Linked DNA regions of Homo sapiens: all the other regions are linked to region 1. Evidence: read pairs that join two places in POLR2A ChIA-PET (ENCODE). Cell type or tissue: MCF 10A. All regions are shown on one strand. Each heading gives the region's core, and the rest is flanking DNA. Links, peaks and the distances in the headings are about the cores only.

Region 1 (8,795 bases), core at 3,892-6,391:
TGGGAAACTAAGTACACATATCAATGAATGAAAAAGTAGGAATTGATAAATATTGGCATTTAATTTAATAACTGCTAAAATGCAATGAATGGACTAAATATATGCACTGGTATTTCTTTCTATCCAAATTTCCTAAGTCATCATTTGTGAAGGAAAAAGCATTCTCTAACAGACTTTGTGTGTTTAATTTTAACCCAGAGCACATTTTTATGACTGAGTGATAAACCTACAAAACTGGAGTTCAGATTGGAAGCCCTCACACTACTAACTCTAATGACACCAGTGGGCATCACCATTTTTTAAAGTGCAAAAAAAAATGAATGAGCAGATTGTCATTATCAAAACTCATTCTGCATCATACATATCACCCAAGAGATTGATATTTTATGCTTATAAAACTTAACATAAAATTAAATTGCAAATATTGTCTCACAATCTACTAAAATTATTGCCTAAGGTAATACACTGCTAATATGAAGCATTTGTTCAGCTCTAGTGGACATATTTCCTATACGATTTATGTGAAAGAAGGCTTCATTTGCTTCTTCATAGATCCAGTAATGAGGTTTCTTTTCTTATATGAAACCTAGAAAGTGCAGGAACTTCTTTAAAATTAAGCCAGCAAAGGTAACACTAAATTGTTAATCAATGAGAGTCAAATTTTAAAACTTGAGGTCTTTACTCCTTGTGTTTATGACTATGTCACTTCAAATATCATACATTCATTATCCAAATGCATAAAAATCATCTAAATAATCCATACAGAAAATACATTTTCACTTTTTAAGAACAAAACCAGAGTAACAAATGTCAAGTAAAATAGCAGACTGATTTCCTCCCACCGCTGGAATCTAGAAAGATTAAAAGTAATTTCAATCATTTCCCGCCAAAAGTTAGGAATAACAGAAAGGAGAGTTGTCTTATCTCTTGGGATGTGAAAAATACTGAGTCTCAAGAAAAGATATAATTAATTTCACTATTATCAGTCATCAACCCAACGCATCATGAACTTATGTGTAGCACTTTCTAGGCCCTGAAGTGTTTCCTTATTAGCACGTGTCAGAATACACAGAGAAGAAAATAATGTCCTCATCTGGAACTTCAAATTAATAATTGATGCACTTAGCTTTATACTGAAATCTATTTAACTTGAAAAATTACCTGATTTAGGCCAAAATATAACAGGAAACTCTTACCTTAAGCATTCTGTATCATTTTGAGGCTTTTCACTGATTTTTATTTTTTCTGCCTCTAGATATTTGGTAGTACAAATGGATTCATTCTCTTCATCTTCAAAAACTAAACAAATCAAAAAATAGTTGCAATCTTTTGAAAATTAAACATAAAGATTATCTTTATTCACTCATAAGAACAGTACTCTAATTTTTGGTGCTTGCATATAAAATTTATACACTAATGATTTTTATTTTCTACTTTAATATAGCAATTACATGCACAAAAAAGATCTTCAAAAAATTTGTGACATTAAAAATATCAGATCTCACGTTGATTAGTGTTTTATCTATTTCTTTTTTATACCAATAATAGCACTATATCACAACAGGTTAATATATTTTAAAAGAATAATATGCCCTTATCATGCATATATAACTATATTTATCAGCAAAATAAGCTAACTCATGAAGGTAATACCTTTAAGTTTTCTTTGGAGAGTAAATAATTCTTGTATCAATTCACTCTTTTGTTTTTGAAGTTCATTTAACTGGCTACTATCATGTTCCATTGACTTCATTTCTAGAAACAGATACAAAAGCATCAAAAATAAAATACTTAGAAATAAATTTAACCCCGGAAGTAAAAGACCTGTACACTAAAAACTATAAAACACAGATGAAAGAAAGTGAAGACAACACAAATAAGTGAAAAGATATCCATGTCTATGGATTGGAAGAATTAACGTTGTTAAAATATCCATACTATCCAAAGCAATATACAGAGTCAATGCAATCCCCATGAAAATTCCAATGGTATTCTTCACAGAAATAGAAAAAAAATCAATCCTAAAAAATCTAAAAAGAAATAGAAAACTAAACAAATGCAAAAAATCTATTTTAAGCATTTAAGCTTTGCCTTACGTCAGCAATTATTAACGTTTTCTCATGTAGTAAAAATCTAAGCAGCATACGGTTAATTTTAAGCTCCAACTAGCTTCCCCTGGCCAACTAGTAACTCTTTTTAAGAAACTGACCAGAACTTATTAATCACCAGCTGGATACAAAAGGATAAGTTAGTAGATGGTTAGCCTACCAAAAGAGAATTCAAAATATGTAATATCACTTAGTGAAATAAAGTTCCAAATAAGAAAACTATCCTTTATAATTAAAACACATTTAAAATGACATTGCATAGTACTCATAATATGGCTACAAGCTTTCACAATATTGCTAATATTGTTTCTTCTACCTAAAATGCCCTTGCTCCCTTTATTCTCATGACAAATCCCAATTCATCCTTTAAGACTCATCTCCTAAATTTTCAAATATTCTTTCTCTTCTGCCATAATTTCTGGAACTCCACTTACACATTTTATTAGATTCTTTTATGTTGTTCCACATGTCTCTGAGCAGCTTTTTAGCTTTTTGAAGTCTTTTGTTTCCCTCTGTGTTTCCATTTTTTAAGTTATCTCTAAATTCACTGGTCTCTTCTTCTGCGGCCTCTGATCTGCTCTTAATCTCTTCCAGGAAATTTTTCATATCAGGTTTCCTTCCTTCCTTCCTTCCTTCCTCCCTCCCTCCCCTCTTCTTCCTCCTCCCCCCCTTTCTTTCTCTTTCTTTTCTTTTTTTCTGAGTGGAGTCTTGCTCTGTTGCCCAGGTTGGAGTGCAGTGGCGCCATCTCGGCTCACTGCAACTTTTGCCTCCCGGGTTCAAGCGATTCTCCTGCCTCAGCCTCCTAAGCAGCTGCGATTACAGGTGCTCGCCACCATGCCTGGCTAATTTTTGTGTTTTTAATAGAGACGGGTTTCACCATGTTGGTCAGGCTGGTCTCGAACTCCTGACCTCGTGTTCTGCCTGCCTCGGCCTCCCAAAGTGCTGGGATTACAGGTGTGAGCCACTGCACCCGGCCCAGATATTGTATTTCCTAACTTTTAGAGCCCCTTTGGTTCCTTTTACAAACAGTTTTTATTGATACATAATTCACATACCACATAATTCATCCTTTTAAAGTATACAATTCATTGGGCTTTAGTATTTTCACAGATATGTGCATCCAATTACCATTATATAATTTTGGAACATTTCACTCCCCCCACCAAAGAAACTCCATACCTGTTAGCAGTCATTCCCAATTTCCCCTAACTCTGCCAGCCCTAGGCAACCACTGATCTACTTTCTCTATATACAGATTTGCCTATTCTGGATATTTCACAACAATGGAATCATACAATATGTGGTCTTTTGCATCTGGCTTCTATCACTTAGCATAATGATTAAAAGGACTACCCATTTTGTAGCATGTTTCAGTGTTTCATTTATTTGATGCCTGAATATAATTCCACTGTATATATATGCCCATATTTTGTTTTTGGATTCCTCACGTGATTGACATTTGGGTTGTTTCCACTTTTTTGCTACTACGAATAATGCTATGAACATTCATGTACAGCCATGTGTTGTTTGACAACAGGGATATGTTCTGAGAAAAAAGTCCTTATGTGATTATGTTGTTGTGAGAACATCATCAAGTGTACTCACACTCACTAAGATGGGGTAGCCTACTACACACATAGGCTATACTGTATAGCCTATTGCTCATAGGTTACAAACCTATACAGCATGTTACTGTACTGAACACTGTAGGCACACCGTAATAAGCATTTGTGTATCTAAATATATCTAAACCTAGAAAAGGTACAGCAAAAATACAGTATAAAAGATAAAAAATGGTATACCTGTGTAAGATACTTACCATGAATGGAGCTTGTAGTACTGGAAGTTGCTTTGAGTGAGTCAATGAGTGGTGAGTGAATGCATAGGCCCACGACATTACCGTACACTGCTCTAGACATTATCAACACTACGCTTAGGCTACACTACTTTAAAAATATTTTTCTTTCTTTGATAATAAATTAACTTTCACTTTCTTTAACTTTTTAAGTTAACTTTTTAAAAACATTTTGACTTGTAATAACACTTAGCTTAAAACAAATATACAGTACAGTTGTAAAATATATTATGTTTTACTTCTTAAACTTTTTTTGTAAAAAACGAAGACACAAATACACACAATTAGCCTAGGCCTACACAAGGGTGGGATCATCAATACCACTATCTTTGACCTCCATAACATCTTGTCCTGGAAGACAAGCCCCTACTGGAAGGCCCTCAGGGGCAATAACATGGATGGAGCTGTCATCTTCTTTTATTTATTACTATTATTATTTTTTGAGACAGAGTCTCGCTCTGTCACCCAGGCTGGAGTGCAGTGGCATGATCTCAGCTCACTGCAACCTCCGCCTCCGCCTCCTGGGTTAAAGCAATTATACTGCCTCAGCCTCCCAAGTAGCTGGGACTACAGGTGCATGCCACCATGCCCGGCTAATTTTTTGTATTTTAGTAGAGACGGGGTTTCACCATGTTGCCCAGGCTGGTCTCAAACTCCTGAGCTCAGGCAATCTGCCTGCCTCAGCCTCCCAAAGTGCTGGGATTACAGTCGTGAGCCACCATGCCTGGCCTGGAGCTGTCATCTTCTATGATAACAATGCCTTCTAGAATAATTCTTACAGGACCTGCCTGAGGCTGTTTTACAGTTAACTTTTTTTACAGTTAACTTTTTTTAATAAGTAGGAGGAATATACTCTAAATAATAATTATAAAAAGTATAATAATACATAAACCAGTGACATAGTCATTTATTATCTTTAGCAAGTATTATGTACTGTACATAATTTTATGTGCTATACTTTTATATGACTGGCAGCACAATAGGTTTGTTTACACTGCGATCACAAAAACATGTAATATGTTGTGCCACAACGTCACTAGGCAATAGGAATATTTTCAGCTCCATTATAATCTTATTGCACCACTGTCATACATGGTCTTTCATAGACTGAAATGCTGTTATGTGGTGCACGACTGTACAAGGTCTTGTGTGGACATGTTTGTAATTCTCTTAAATACCTGGAAGTGGAATCATTGAATCATATGGTAACTCTAGGTTTAATGCTTTGAGAAACGGCCAAACTGCTTCCAAAGCAGTTGCATCATTTTACATTTCTCCAATTTCTCCATATTCTTGCCAACACTATTGCTGTCCACCTTTATTATAGCCACACTAGTGGTATCTCATTGTGGTCTTGATTTGCCTTTCCCTGATAACTAATAATGTAAGCAACTTTTCATGTTGCTTAAAAAAATACATCGTACATTTGTATAAAAATATTTTTTTTCTTTTTAAACTATTTACACTCAAACACATATAATTAGGCTAGGCCTACACAAGGTCAGGATCATCAATACCACTGTCTTTCTCCTCCACATCTTGTCCTGGAAGACAAGCCCCTACTGGAAGTGGCTTTGTATAGCTTTTTTGGGAAACGTCTATTTAATTCCTTTGTCCATTTTTAAATTGGGTTATCTTTTTATTAAGTTGTAAGAGTTTTTAATATATTCTGAATACAAGTCCCTTATATATGATTTGCAAATATTTTCTCCCATTTTGTGGTCGTCTTTTCACTTCCTTGATAGTATCCTTTGAAACACAAGAGTTTTTAACTTTGATGAAGTCCAATTTATCTATACTTTATTGCTTGTGCATATCTAAAATAAACCATTCCCTAATCCAAGCTCATGAAGAGTTACACCCGTATTTTCTTATAAGAGTTTTTCATTTTTAGCTCTTACATTTAGCTGTCTGATCCATTTTGAGTTAATTTTTGTGTATGGTATGAGGTGGATGTACACATTTATTCTTTTTTTTTTGAGATGGAGTCTCGCTCTGTCGCCCAGGAAGGAGTGCAGTGGCGCGATCTCGGCTCACTGCAAGCTCCACCTCCAGGTTTCATGCCATTCTCCTGCCTCAGACTCCTGAGTAGCTGGGACTACAGGCGCCCACCACCATGCCCGGCTAATTTTTTGTATTTTGAGTAGAGACGGGGTTTCACCATGTTAGCCAGGATGGTCTTGATCTCCTGACCTCGTGATCCACCCGCCTTGGCCTCCCAAAGTACTGGGATTACAGGCATGAGCCACTGTGCCCGGCCTTGTTTATTAGCTCTAATAGTTTTCCTGTAGATTCCTTAGGTTTTCTATATACGAGATCATGTTATCTTTGAATAGAGATAGCTTTACCTCTTCCTTTCCAATATGGATGCTTTTTCTTTTTCTCTTTTTTTTTTTCCTAATTGCTCTGCCTAAAACCCCCACTATAATGTTGATTAGAAGTTGTAAGAGTAAATATCCTTGTCTTGTTCCTGATCTTAGAGGGGAATATTCATTCCATTATCATTAAGAATGACATTAGCTGTGGGTTTTTCTATAGATGCCCTCTATCAGATTGAGGAAAGTCCCTTCTATCCCTAGTTTATTGAGTGGTTTTATCATGAAAGTTGTTGAATTTTGTCAAATATTTCTTCTGTGTCTTTGGTTATTTTTATATCCTCCATTTAGTTCCTCATTATGCTCATGTCCTTGAGTATACTTAGAATATTCTAAAAGCTTTAATTATTTTTCCTTCTAATTGCATCATCTATATCATTTCTAGGTATGTTACTATTGACCAAATTTCCTCCTTGCTCTGAGTTGTAATTTGCTGCTTCTTTACATGTCTAGTAATTTTTGACTGTATACCAAACATTGTGTTTACTATTTTGTTAAATGAGTTTTGCTGTCTTCCCATAAAGGATGTTGATGTTTGTTTTAGTAGGCAGGTAAGCTACTTATGGGTCATGTGCAAATCTTGTTTATAAGAATTTTTTAGGGTAGGTCTAGAAGAATATTTAATTTAATTTAATCCTTCTATTAAGGCAGAACTCTTCTGTTTAATGAAATATTTCTATTGTGACAAGATGGAACATGAATGTCTTCCATTCCCATATGAGCTCTTAGAATTGTCCACCTTATTGCTCCCCAGTAGTTTTTCTTTACTCAGCCCAGTGGGGTTTCCTGTCTGTATACACAGGTTCAAGTACATCCAAAGACTCAAGAGGATCTCCATCCAGATTTCCAGAGCTTTTTCTCTGTGTGGATCTGTCCTCTCAAGTACATTGTCCTGAAAATTCTAGCTAACTTGGCCTCCCTAAATTCCAATCTTTGTTTCCTCAACTCAGACCATTTTGCATTGCTTAAGTTCCTCCTCCCAGTGCTACTATCCAAAAACTATATCCAGTGAGAAGGCTTGGGCAATTAGGGCTTACCTCATTTGTTTCCCTTCTCTCAGGGATCGTGGTCCTGTACTCTCTTGTCCTCAATATCTAAAAGTAGTTTCTCATATAATTTTCTCCAGTCTTTTAGTTGTGATAGAAGGGAAAATTCCATAAAATTATTCCTCATGACGATACGTAAAAGTTCTCCACATAATATTTAAATTATCCTTTTACTTGTCTCTCTTCCACATTAGATCACAAGCTCCTTGAAAACAGGAACTATGCCTCATTCATCTTTAAATCCCAATTTCTGAACAGTGCCTGGTGTAGTATATACAGTAGATGCTCAAGAAAGCATGTTGAACAAAACTAAAATAAATCATATAATTGACTTTAAATATTTTTGATTATTCACAATGTTTCTGTCCACTAGTGTAGGTAACTGAAAGTGGACAATTCAATGAAAAGAAAATACGTTCATGTTTATCCTTCTGCTCCCTTAATAAACAAAAGTTTAAAATATAAATATAACTACATATTAATATTCAATAGAGGGAATCCAGGATACCATAACACAATATTCAACAGATTAAAAAAGATACAATATTTTATTCATTATTAATTGATTTATCAGACATTCTATCACAAGAAAATCTTTGTAAAACTTAGGCAAGAATGATGGAGAAATACTGGATTTAAGTATTTCTGAAATATATCTTTCTTAATCCTGACACTTTAGCCTAAATGAAAAAGGTAAGTCTAAAGATTAATCCTTTAAAGAAAAAAATAAAACAAATATGCCAATTTCTTATCAGGCTTATAGAACAGAAAAAAGTAAACACTGTGTTTGTGGTGATAACTTTTTTTCCTACTTGTTTATTGCCTCACTATTATTTTATTGTTATTTTTATTTACAGCTTTATTTAGGTATAATTGATGTGGCAATCACTTTTTAATTTCTTCCACGGCCTAAAACCCACAATGTTCTAATCAACAGCTAGCTTTTATGGTTATGAATATTAAACCAACTAAGACAATCAAAATTAATTTACATCTTTTAACATGTGAATTGTCTTCCTCATATGTACATTGCCAATCATTAAAGGATATTGCCAAGCAAAGAAAAGTGTCATATATTGCTTATCTCACATCTAAGAAAAATGAATTCAACAACTCGGAGAAATGAGTAAGAGGAACATTTTGAGAAAAACATTATGACAACCATTATTTTGAAGCCAAAAGTGATGAACTGTTTTATCTATGAATTACCAAATGTTTAAAATAAATATTCATTTTACAAACAGATATATTGAATATCAATTATTCCACATTTCTAGTTTCTCAGGCCAAAAACCTTAAAGTCAACCTTAACACTTATTTCTCTCATATTCCACATCAAGTCCATCTTGAAATCCTCCTTGCTACCTTCAAAACATATTTAGAACCTGAATACCACTTACCACTTCTATGC
Region 2 (5,365 bases), core at 1-2,500, 73 kb before region 1:
GTAAAGTCACCTCACTATAAAATACTAAGTGGTTTTCCTCACAATGATGCAACTCAATGTTTAAACTCTACGTTTAAAAGAACATGTTATTCCACCTTATGCTCTGCAAAGTAAATAAAATTATCGGGGTGTGCCTTACATCTTATGATTGGCAATGGAAACTTCCAAGGTTTTGCTGTTTCATTATTAGTAATATTTTGGTTAAGCACAAACTGAGTCACTCTTGAAAGTTACTTTAAGGTTACAAGGTGTTAGATAATAAGCATTTAAAAGGTAATTTTTTTTTTCCAAACCAGGATTAGGCACTTTCAGAATATTTTTCCCTAACTCATTTCTGTGTGTAAGCATCCCAATTAATACAAACAGACCCTGCTATAAGATGTTCCGAGTTCAATAACAAACATAGCTAATCTTTTCCTCTTATCTGTGTGGCAGTATAATATGGGAGTTATCATTATTGTTTTCAGAGCCCGAATGCTGGGTCCAAATTCTGCCTCTGCCACTTATTAGCAGTGTGACCTTGGGCTAGTAAGCCTCACTATTCCTTTCCTTACCTGTAAAATGGGGATGATCGTGGTTCCTAGCTCATATGCTAAATAAGATGATTGAATTATTTATTGTCTGAATAGCACCTGGACATAGTAAGTACTATATTACCTGTTAATTTTTTGGTGCTGTCATTGTTCAACTATGTTAATGGGTGTATGGGCAAATTGATGTTCACATATAGCTAAATATAACCTTACATGATTGTACATAGGCTTCATGATATACTTTAACGTAATAGAAACTTGCCATTTTGGCTACTATGTTAACTTAAAGTGATGAGCAATTCAATCTACAGATATTCTTAGTCAGTTTCTCAATTTTTAAACGCTCATAGAAAATAGCTAACATTATTTCTTAGTTTTTCCTAACTTTTTGTTTCTGACTATTATAATATTAAAATTTCCAACATTTATGAGGCACAGCCTTTTCATAAAAACTTTGTTACATTATGCAAGAATTAGACAAAGAAGAGATTATGAACAAGAGTACTTCCAAGTCCTGGATGTTTTATTTGGTTGAAACCTTTCCTGGTATTCATGGCAGCCAGTCCACACTGGCATGCAGACCTGCAGTAATTAGAGAATTAACTATTCAACAGCACCAAGCAGTGTGCTGGACACGCTGTGAGTGCCCACACTATAGAAAAATCACCCTCTGAAAGCTTCACTAGTTACAACTGGCTGTTTTTTTTTCCAAGCAACACCTCAAGAATCAATGTTTTCAGCCATACCTGTAAGATAAGTATGAATAACATTTAATACATTCATCAGTAGGAGCTCTCAGAAGACTACATGTTATTTATATCTGCATCCCAAGTGACAAGCACAATGTCTGGGACTTAGTAGGTACTTAATAAGCATTTTTAAATTAAAAAGTACAAAGACCTACAATGATAATATAGGATATTTTTAAAAACCACATCCTTTTCTGTGTTTTTACAGCAATTTATAATGACTCTCTTATAACACTTAGGATATTATAGAATTGTTAGGTATTTACATTTTACTCTCCTCCTCCAGATCGAACTATTCTGAGACAAGCTGGGTTTTGTTCATCTCTGGGCCCCCAGCACATAGCAATAGGTCTATCATCACAGGCACTTGGTCAATATTTGTTGAAAGAAAAAGATAGCATTAGATTTCATTGATCTCATAGCATCCAAGGAAATTCTTACCCTAGAGAGATTATCATTCTGAGAGATGAAGACCCATACTTTAACAATTGTATTTAATGAGTGTCAGATACTAGTGAATCCATAAATGCTTGCTGCAATCGTTGTAGTTCTGCCTGAAAAATGTCCCATACAGGAGTTAACAATAGCTTTTAAAAGTTCATCACAAAATCCATTCTCTTTCCAAAACTCCCAGCCCAGCATTGCCAATACATTCTGGGCCTTTCAGATACTTTATCTGAAGCATAAAGTCATCATATCCAAATCTTAAGAAATGCTTTTCTCTCCAAAGAGCTCTTCTTCATGCCTTCCCTGTTCCTGTTATTAGAACTGCTATTATTTGAGTCACAAGCTGGAAACATTCACATCATCTTTGACACCCTTAAAGTCCCTGCCTCCCTCATTCCATGAGTCGAGCCAGGCCCTGTTGATCCTCCTTCAATGGTGTCTCCTTCATTCATTCCCTCCTGTCAGACTCACTGTCAACATCCACACTCAGATCTTCCTCTTATGCCTGAAACATCGTTGCTGGCCCAGGCTTCTCTCTTCTCAATGAGGCATCACAGATATTGTTCCCAGGTAAACCATCTGGAATCACATCTCTGATCACACTCTCCTCGAATGTCCCTATTGAATAAAGCTCAAATTACTTAACTTAGATCAAGGACTTTCTTGTCTTCTCCTTGGTCAACCATCTGAGCTGTAAAGTCCATGCCCTTCACCCATGTTGCTCCTGTCCACCTGCTGAGTGTTGGGCGTGCTGTTTCTTCTACTTTGACGGTCCTTCCTCGCCTTTTTCTATATATATCTACACCCCCGTCATAAATTCAAGCCCCAGTTCAAATGTGAACAATCTCTTTCATAAATATTTTTTCTGATCATCCTCAGTTGGTTAAGATTTCTCTAGTTTCTGAACACTCACTGCATTTTTTTATTTTTAATCTTTTATAACTTAAACATTATATTACTTATTTTTTACCCCCTTTAACTAAATTGTAAGCTTGAAAGCCAAGAGCATACATTTGTATGCTTGTTGGTACAGGTTTTTTCTAGAACACAGATCTGATCATTTTTCTAGGAGATAAAATCTAAACTCCTTAGCATTCCTGCAGGGCCTTTAGCAAACTGCCCCCACGTGCTTCTTTTACCACTTCCCCACTTTAAGCACCCTTCAAGCTGAACCACTTAGAACAGCAGTCCCCAACCATTTTGGCACCAGGGATCAGTTTTATGGAAGACAGTTTTTCCACGGGATGGGGTGGGAGGATGGCTTTGGGATGATTCAAGGACATTACATTTATTGCATACTTTATTTCTATTATTATTACATTGTAATATATAATGAGATAATTCTACAACTCGCATTAATTTAGAATCAGTGGGAGCCCTGAGCTTGTTTTCTTGCAACAAGGGTCCCATGTAGGGGTGATGGGAAACAGTGACAGGTCATCTGGCTTTAGATTCTCCTGGGACACGCAACCTAGATCCCTCACAGGCGCAGTTCACAGTACGGTTTGTGTTCCTATGAGAACCTAATGCGGCCAGTGATCTCAGAGTAGGCGGAGCTTGGGCAGTAATGCAAGCGATGGGGAACGGCTGTAAATACAGATGAAGCTTCGCTCGCACATCTGCTGCCCACCTCCTGCTGTGCAGCCCAGTTCCTAACAGTCTATGGACCAGTTACCTGTCCGTGGCCTGAGGGTTGAGGACCTCTGACTTAGAGCACTGCCAACAAACTAGTTGTGCCTATACCTCCATGCCTTAACTTGTGCTATTTCTGCAACACCTTTCCCTCCCTATTCCCTACCAGGTAAGCTTGCGTTCATTTATTACCTACTCTGTAAAATCATCCTCAACCCCTAAACTGGAAATTATCACTTACTCTTGGCTCACCCACACTTTAGACATATGTCTCACTCTGACGCTATTGCATGATAATTAGTCACATGATGGACTGCTCCAAGGAGGGTTGCCTCCTTGAGATTAAGGAAATCAATGTTTCATAGTCATGTTTATATTACTTAGTACCAGGTAAGGGGCCTGTCACGTGGACATTTTGTACTTTTTGAACAAATACTGTAACAAATAAATGAGTGGGAGAGAGAAAAAGAAAGAAACTTAAATAAATATTAATAAATAAACTAATATTTATTTGGTGAAACATTTCAAAATGTAAAAGTACTTGTCTGTGAGTCCAAATTTGTATAATTACAACCCTCAACGATTCATGGCAAAGGAAGAAGTCATCCTACGAGTTTATTAATTTCATTCTTCATGTTTCTAGTATATCTAGGCACCTTCTAAGAAATGAACTTCAGGCCTATTTCACTTTTTCTGAACTCCAAAGATTATATGTATTGTTCTCTCTGATATATTAAAATATTGACATATAATAAATATATAATAAACATTGCATAATATAAAATATTCAACTATAATATATTAATATTATATATTATAATATTAATTATATATTATGTATTTAGTGTATTATATATATTAAAAGTTATTATATTCCAATATAATAAATAAATATTCCCACAACAAATAATGCCAAGTATTCAATGTTGGAACTGACAAATATTTACCTTTAATCAGGCCAAATACTGGATTATCTCATCACCTAGTTCAATATTATTTACTTATGCTTCTGTCTTTCCAAAATGGCTACTTCAATTTAAAAGAATTTAAATTTTCTGAAGAAAAGAAGATTTGAGGGTATGATATGCTTTAGCTGTGTGTCCCCATTCAAATCTCATGTTAAATTATGATCCTCAGTGTTGGAGGAGGGACCTGGTGGGAGGTGATTGGATCATGGGGACCGATTTCCCCCTGCTCACTCTGATAGTGAGTGAGTGAGTTCTCACAAGATCTAGCTGTCTAAAGTGTGTAGAACTTCCGCCTTTGCTTTCTCTCTCTTGTTGCATGTGAAGATGTATGTGCTTGTTTCCACTTTGTCCTCCTGACATGATTTTAAGTTTCCTGAGGCCTCCCCAGCCATGCTTACAGCCTGTGGAACTGTAAGTCAATAAACCTGGTTTCTTCATTAATTACCCAGTCTCAGGTAGTTCCTTATAGCAGTGTGGGAATGGACTAATACAGGATAATTCGAAGACAACTAGGTTTTCTCTTTTCATGAGAGAGGGCTGAAATAGAATGACATGTTATTTCAGGTTTATTTAACACATATCCTTAAGTTCTTTACGTGATAAATCACAAAATACCTTTAAAAGCACTTATTTCCCTCTGGCAGATTTTAATATTTAAATTTTACATGACAGGACATGACACAGAAAACACAATCCAATTTGACATCTGAGGAGAGTGGCGTGAGAAAAGAGCTCTTTGGAAATAGAGATAAAGAGAAATAAGGGGTCTTGGTCTCCACTTCTGATACTTCCAGTACTCCCATGATCTAGGACAATACACTATTTTTTAAAGTTTATCTTTAACAGACAGAGTCTCACTATGTTGCCCAGTCTGGACCTGAACCCCTGAACTCCAAAGAGCTCTTCTTCATGCCTTCCCTGTTCCTGTTATTAGAACTGCTATTATTTGAGTCATGAGCTGGAAACATTCCCATCATTTTTGATACCCTTAAGGTCCCTGCCACCCTCGTTCTATGAGTGAGCCAGGCCCTGTTGA
Region 3 (5,365 bases), core at 1-2,500, 300 kb after region 1:
CAAGAAAGTGAATAAAATCTGTGACAGAAACAAGATACAAGACTGCTTGTGTTTGGTGACATAAAACATAAACGAGAACACAGTGATGTGAAAATATGAGCAGGGGTGTCCATAAAAGTCTCATAAACCGGCAGTGCTGGCTGCCCTGATGGGGTTTAGCCTCACGGAGATGTCTGCCATCCAGGCTGGTAGACAGAGAATTCACCACGTTTAAAAGATAAGGTGAGCATTTGGCCTGAGAATACTTTGGGTGGTTCTATAAATCAGGACAGTCTTTAAGAAAAAAAGCAAAAACTGTTTGACAATGTGTATCAGAATTTAAAATCCACATCTCCTTTGAACCAACAATTCCACTGCAAGGAATTTGCCCTTCATTCTTATACAGGGTGTCAAGATGCATGCAGTAGTATTTTTACGACAGGATAATTTGTAATAACAAAGTACTTGAAACAACCTGAATGCCCATCAATAGTGACCTGGTTAAAGAATTCATAGTGCAGCTAGATGAGGGAATATTAAGCAACTATTTTTAAAAAGTAGATGTACATCCACTAAACCAAAAGGGGTCTATAGTGTATTAAGTGAAATGGCAAGGTACAGGATGGTGAAAAATATTGTCCTACTTGTATAGAGTTTAGAAAGATAGATGGTAGACAAATAGATCATAGATAGACGATTAACAGAGAGAGGGATGATACAGTCTACATATAGGTAGACAGGTATAGCTATAGGTAGACAGGTATAGATAGATTGATAGATGGTAAATAGATGACAGCTAGATGTAGATAGATCAATAGATATATAGATGATATGGGTAGACAATAGATGCTAGGTAGACAATAGAGAGGTAGATAGGTATAAATAGCTATAGATAAATAATAGATGATGGATAGATAATTGATGCAGACATAAATAGGTAGAGATAGAGATATTAATAGATGATAGATGATAAATTTCTATAGATAGGTAATTGATCATAAATAGATGATAGCTAGAAAGATAATAGATAGACATGAATATTCCCTGGATATAGTTTTTACGTAGTTTTTACTCTATCCATATATTATTTGTACCCATTGTTTTTAGAGAATAAAAAGTAAAGGAAGGACAAGCTGTGCAACTTCTGGAACCCAGCTCAGATTCTGAGCCTTGCTCTTTGGAGGAAAGAGGTTGAGGTAGCCCTGGCTCAGAGTGCTCCCGGGGCTCTGCAGAGTTCCCTACTGCAGCCAGCCAAGCCCTGCACAGCCCAAGAAGCAGTGAGTGGCTGCCCCCAGCAGCACCTCCTGCAAGATTAATTGCCACGATTTAGAGAAGAGGCACCTTAGGGGCACCTGCTGTGCATTGTGTTGTATGGGAGGGTTTTAAAATAACTCCTCTCTCTGTGGTTCACAACATAAGGGTGAGTCATATCCATGCAGGGCCTTCCCAGCCCAAGGGGAGTTTGGGTCTGCTCTTCCAAGAATGAACCCCGCCCTGCGGATGGTAGTCTCAGAAAGCTCATGATAGTAACAGCTGTCAGTTAGTGGGAGCTCACCATGCACCAAGCCTGGGGATGGATGGGCTCTGTGCACATGATCTCATTCAGTCCTCACAGCAACTCAGATAAAATTAATTTCATTTTGCAACTGAGGAGACAGGCTCAGAGAGAGCAAATGACTGATGCAAAGTCACACAGCCAGGGTGGGACTCGAATTCTGTTTTCTGATGTCAGGTCCCATTTAGACATCCTCCTTTGCTCTCAGGCCTATGGGGAGGAAGTCTCCTGGATTCGGAGCAGGAGAGCTTGCAGGTACACCCACATCCCACGGCCCCACCACATTGCCCTCCATCCACACTTGGGGCTATGTTGTGAGAGCTGCGCAAGTCAACATAATGCCGCATGAGGTTGTCTTCAAAAGATAATTAGATTACCTCCCTTGCCTTAAGGAAAAGAACAGCAGATTAAAAAAGAAATATGACAAGCCATCTGAGTGCCAGGACTGCTCCCCTGAGACTCACTTCCATTTCAGTCCCTCATTCCAGACATGAAACCAATTAAAGTAGTGGAAACATACACAGTTAACACCAAGTGACAAAAGCCTGCCTAAGTGTTTTAAAGAATCTCATAAACCAAAGAGCTTCTGCACAGCAAAAGAAACTACCATCAGAGTGAACAGGCAACTTACAGAATGGGAGAAAATTTTTGCAATCTACTCATCTGACAAAGGGCTAATATCCAGAATCTACAATGAACTCAAACAAATTTACAAGAAAAAACAACCCCATCAACAAGTGGCTGAAGGATATGAACAGACACTTCTCAAAAGAAGACATTTATGCAGCCAAAAGACACATGAAAAAATGCTCACCATCACTGGCCATCAGAGAAATGCAAATCAAAACCACAATGAGATACCATCTCACACCAGTTAGAATGGCAATCATTAAAAAATCAGGAAACAACAGGTGCTGGAGAGGATGTGGAGAAATAGGAACACTTTTACATTGTTGGTGGGACTGTAAACTACTTCAACCATTGTGGAAGTCAGTGTGGCGATTCCTCAGGGATCTAGAACTAGAAATACCATTTGACCCAGCCATCCCATTACTGGGTATATACCCAAAGGATTATAAATCATGCTGCTATAAAGACACATGCACACGTATGTTTATTGCAGCGCTATTCACAATAGCAAAGACTTGGAACCAACCCAAATGTCCAACAATGATAGACTGGATTAAGAAAATGTGGCACATATACACCATGGAATACTATGCAGCCATAAAAAATGAAGAGTTCATGTCCTTTGTAGGGACATGGATGAAGCTGGAAACCATCATTCTGAGCAAACTGTAGCAAGGACAAAAAACCAAACACCGCATGTTCTCACTCATAGGTGGGAATTGAACAATGAGAACACATGGACACAGGAAGGGGAACATCACACACTGGGGCCTGTTGTGGGGTAGGGGGAGGGGGAGGGATAGCATTAGGAGATATACCTAATGTTAAATGACGAGTTAATGGGTGCAGCACACCAACATGGCACATATATATGTATGTAACAAACCTGCATGTCGTGCACATGTACCCAACTTAAAGTATAATTAAAAAAAAAAAAATCTCATTTACCCACAGGCTGTGCCTGGAGAAACCTAGCTGGCCTGGTATCCTACAACTTAGGAAGTGCGTGACCCAGCTCTGACTGCTGGGGGTGCTCAGCTGCCCTCCTCAGAATCCACCTCCAGCTGTCACCCTCTGTGCCTCTTCTGTCTTCAGTCTGGGGACAGCAGACAAGGGGAGGTGGTGGGGGCAGGGCTTAAATTTCTGACCCCTGAAACGGTGGCTGGCTCAGGAAAATCTTTTGGTTCCTAGTCCCTGTCTGGTTCTAGATCTTGACCTCTCCCACTCCTGCCCACACCTAGACAACCCGCAGGGGAGAAAGCACTGGGCTTGACGGTCCTCACCTTGAGGTCCACCACAGAATGGCAGAAGCAGCTTCCTTTGTCTTAGCACCTCAGGACAAGGGCATCTCCCTTTGAAGGGAGCAGATCAAGAAATTCAGCTTTCGGAATGGAGCTTCAAAAAACAGGACCCAAACTGAGAGGAAATTGTAAACCAGGCAATAAGAAAAACGTGGCTCTTGGGATGTGCTGTTCTGGTCTTAAGTTTGCTTCCCTTCCAGATAATGGAAAGTGAATCCCCAGCCCCATCAGCTGGGAAGGTCCAATATCAGAATAGGAGAGCAGCCACACTCTGATACAAACCTGGTTTATTTTCCTTCTTCCAAACATTTCTGTCACTGAAGGATGCTTCAGGTGCTCAGATGATGTCACCAAACTTGGGAGCATTTTAGAGTCCACAGAGCTCCTTCACAGGCAGGCATGTTCTCCCTGGACACCCCCGCTGGTGGGTGGGGAGCTGGTTGATCATCCCCATTCCAGGATGTGTCTGTCTGACCAGTGGCAGAGGGGACCCCGCAGTCCAGGAGTCCTTCTCCCAGCCCCCTTCCCCTGTGGCATGGCCTCCCCTCCAGCTCCCTGTCTTCTTTTCTGACGTCTTCCCACTCATGCCAGAATTGCAAAATATTTTAAACCACTATCTGCTTCTGCAGAGCACGCTTGTACAGTCTACTGTATTTTTCTCTTCTACTGAGTTTTTCAAGGCGGTTTTTTGTTTGTTTGTTTGTTTTGTTTTTTTTGAGACGGAGTCTTGCTCTGTTGCCCAGGCTGGAGTGCAGTGACGCGATCTCAGCTCACTGCAAGTTCCGCCTCCCGGGTTCACGTTTCAAGGCAGTTTTTATGTGGTATTAAGAGTTCTTTGAATAACCCCTGCTATCATTCAGAAAATAGCCAACTTCATGTGCCTAGCCTGGGGTTGCCAGAGATCTCACTGTGTGGTGTTCACTTGCTCAGGGGCCTCAGCCCTGGTGGATCACCAAAGAGAGCGGGGGCGGGGGTGGTATCTTCCTCACCGGACACTTAAATGACTCAAGGTTGCAAACCCAGGTGTGGGGGCCAGGGCAATGAGGTGGGCTGCCAGTACTGGCCCCAGTGGAGCCAATGACCTGTGCGAGCAGGGAGCCCCTGCATCCATTTGCACTTCACCCCCAGAACTAGCACCAAGCCAACAAAGCCCAGGTTTCTCAGACACTGGCACCTCCAGATCTGTTCACAGGCTCCTGCCCTCCTCCAGCGCACCTCCCCACCATACAGTCCTTTTCTGTTTGGGTCTCTGCTTGGTCTCTCTCTCTTCACATCTGGAGTGAAAGACTTGTTTCCAGAGGGCCCTCTCCTTTCATCGGTGGTTCCTCTTCTAAGCATGATGATTACATTGGGTCTTCAGGGGAGCCTACGAGGCAGGAGCTGCAGTCTCTCTTTTGCCAATAGGAAATAGAGGTTAAGTAACTTGGCAAAGTCCCACAAATCAGAGAGGACCGTGGAGTCTGAATCCAGGCAGCCTGATTCAAGGGTCTGCTTTGTAACCTCTGTGTCATCCTGCGACAGCCTGAAGAGGTTTCCTGCAAATCGCATCATTTTCAAAGCCACGAAAGGAAAAGATCTTTAAGGAAACATGAGGTGTTACATTGGTCATCCTTTAGGATGGTGAATAACCAATGCATGTGCTTGGATTTCTTCTTAATTTGGGATTTACCGAGAGTGAAACAGAACTTCCTTAAGTGGTCATTTCATGGACGACGTTTTAAAAGTCTGACTCCAGACTCAGCCTGTAAGTCTCATATTCAGCTCCACTGCCAGAAGGTGAAAAGTGAACAACAGTCACTCCCAGGCAGGACTCCAGCAGTCAAGTGCTCCTTTGCAGGGGAAGGCTACACCGAGGGAGCAGCAGATCCCAGGAGGGTGGAGAGGATCCCACGGTGGCCTT

Evidence for each region. Peaks named below come from ENCODE experiments on the same cell type or tissue, not always from the same donor. Only the 100,000 strongest peaks of a DNase experiment are listed, where the experiment ranks them.
Region 2: POLR2A ChIA-PET joins it to region 1 with 5 read pairs; 2 of 35 experiments call an interaction of 5 or more read pairs at or near these places.
Region 3: POLR2A ChIA-PET joins it to region 1 with 5 read pairs; 1 of 35 experiments calls an interaction of 5 or more read pairs at or near these places.

The regions. Positions count from the first base shown.
Region 1 is chr10:116,350,340-116,359,134 of GRCh38, reverse strand. It overlaps CCDC172 (coiled-coil domain containing 172), which reads right to left. Exons shown (of 9, transcript NM_198515.3): 6 at 1,654-1,755; 7 at 1,197-1,299. Among named protein-coding and RNA genes, the nearest start is that of CCDC172, 30 kb to the right of the region's middle. In MCF 10A, for the core only: no CTCF peak of the experiment used is centred there; a DNase peak (open chromatin) is centred at 5,134.
Region 2 is chr10:116,422,598-116,427,962 of GRCh38, reverse strand. PNLIPRP3 (pancreatic lipase related protein 3) reads right to left here and starts at 116. Exons shown (of 12, transcript NM_001011709.3): 1 at 1-116. In MCF 10A, for the core only: no CTCF peak of the experiment used is centred there; no DNase peak of the experiment used is centred there.
Region 3 is chr10:116,050,139-116,055,503 of GRCh38, reverse strand. No RefSeq gene overlaps it. Among named protein-coding and RNA genes, the nearest start is that of SNORD158, 140 kb to the left of the region's middle. In MCF 10A, for the core only: no CTCF peak of the experiment used is centred there; a DNase peak (open chromatin) is centred at 1,443.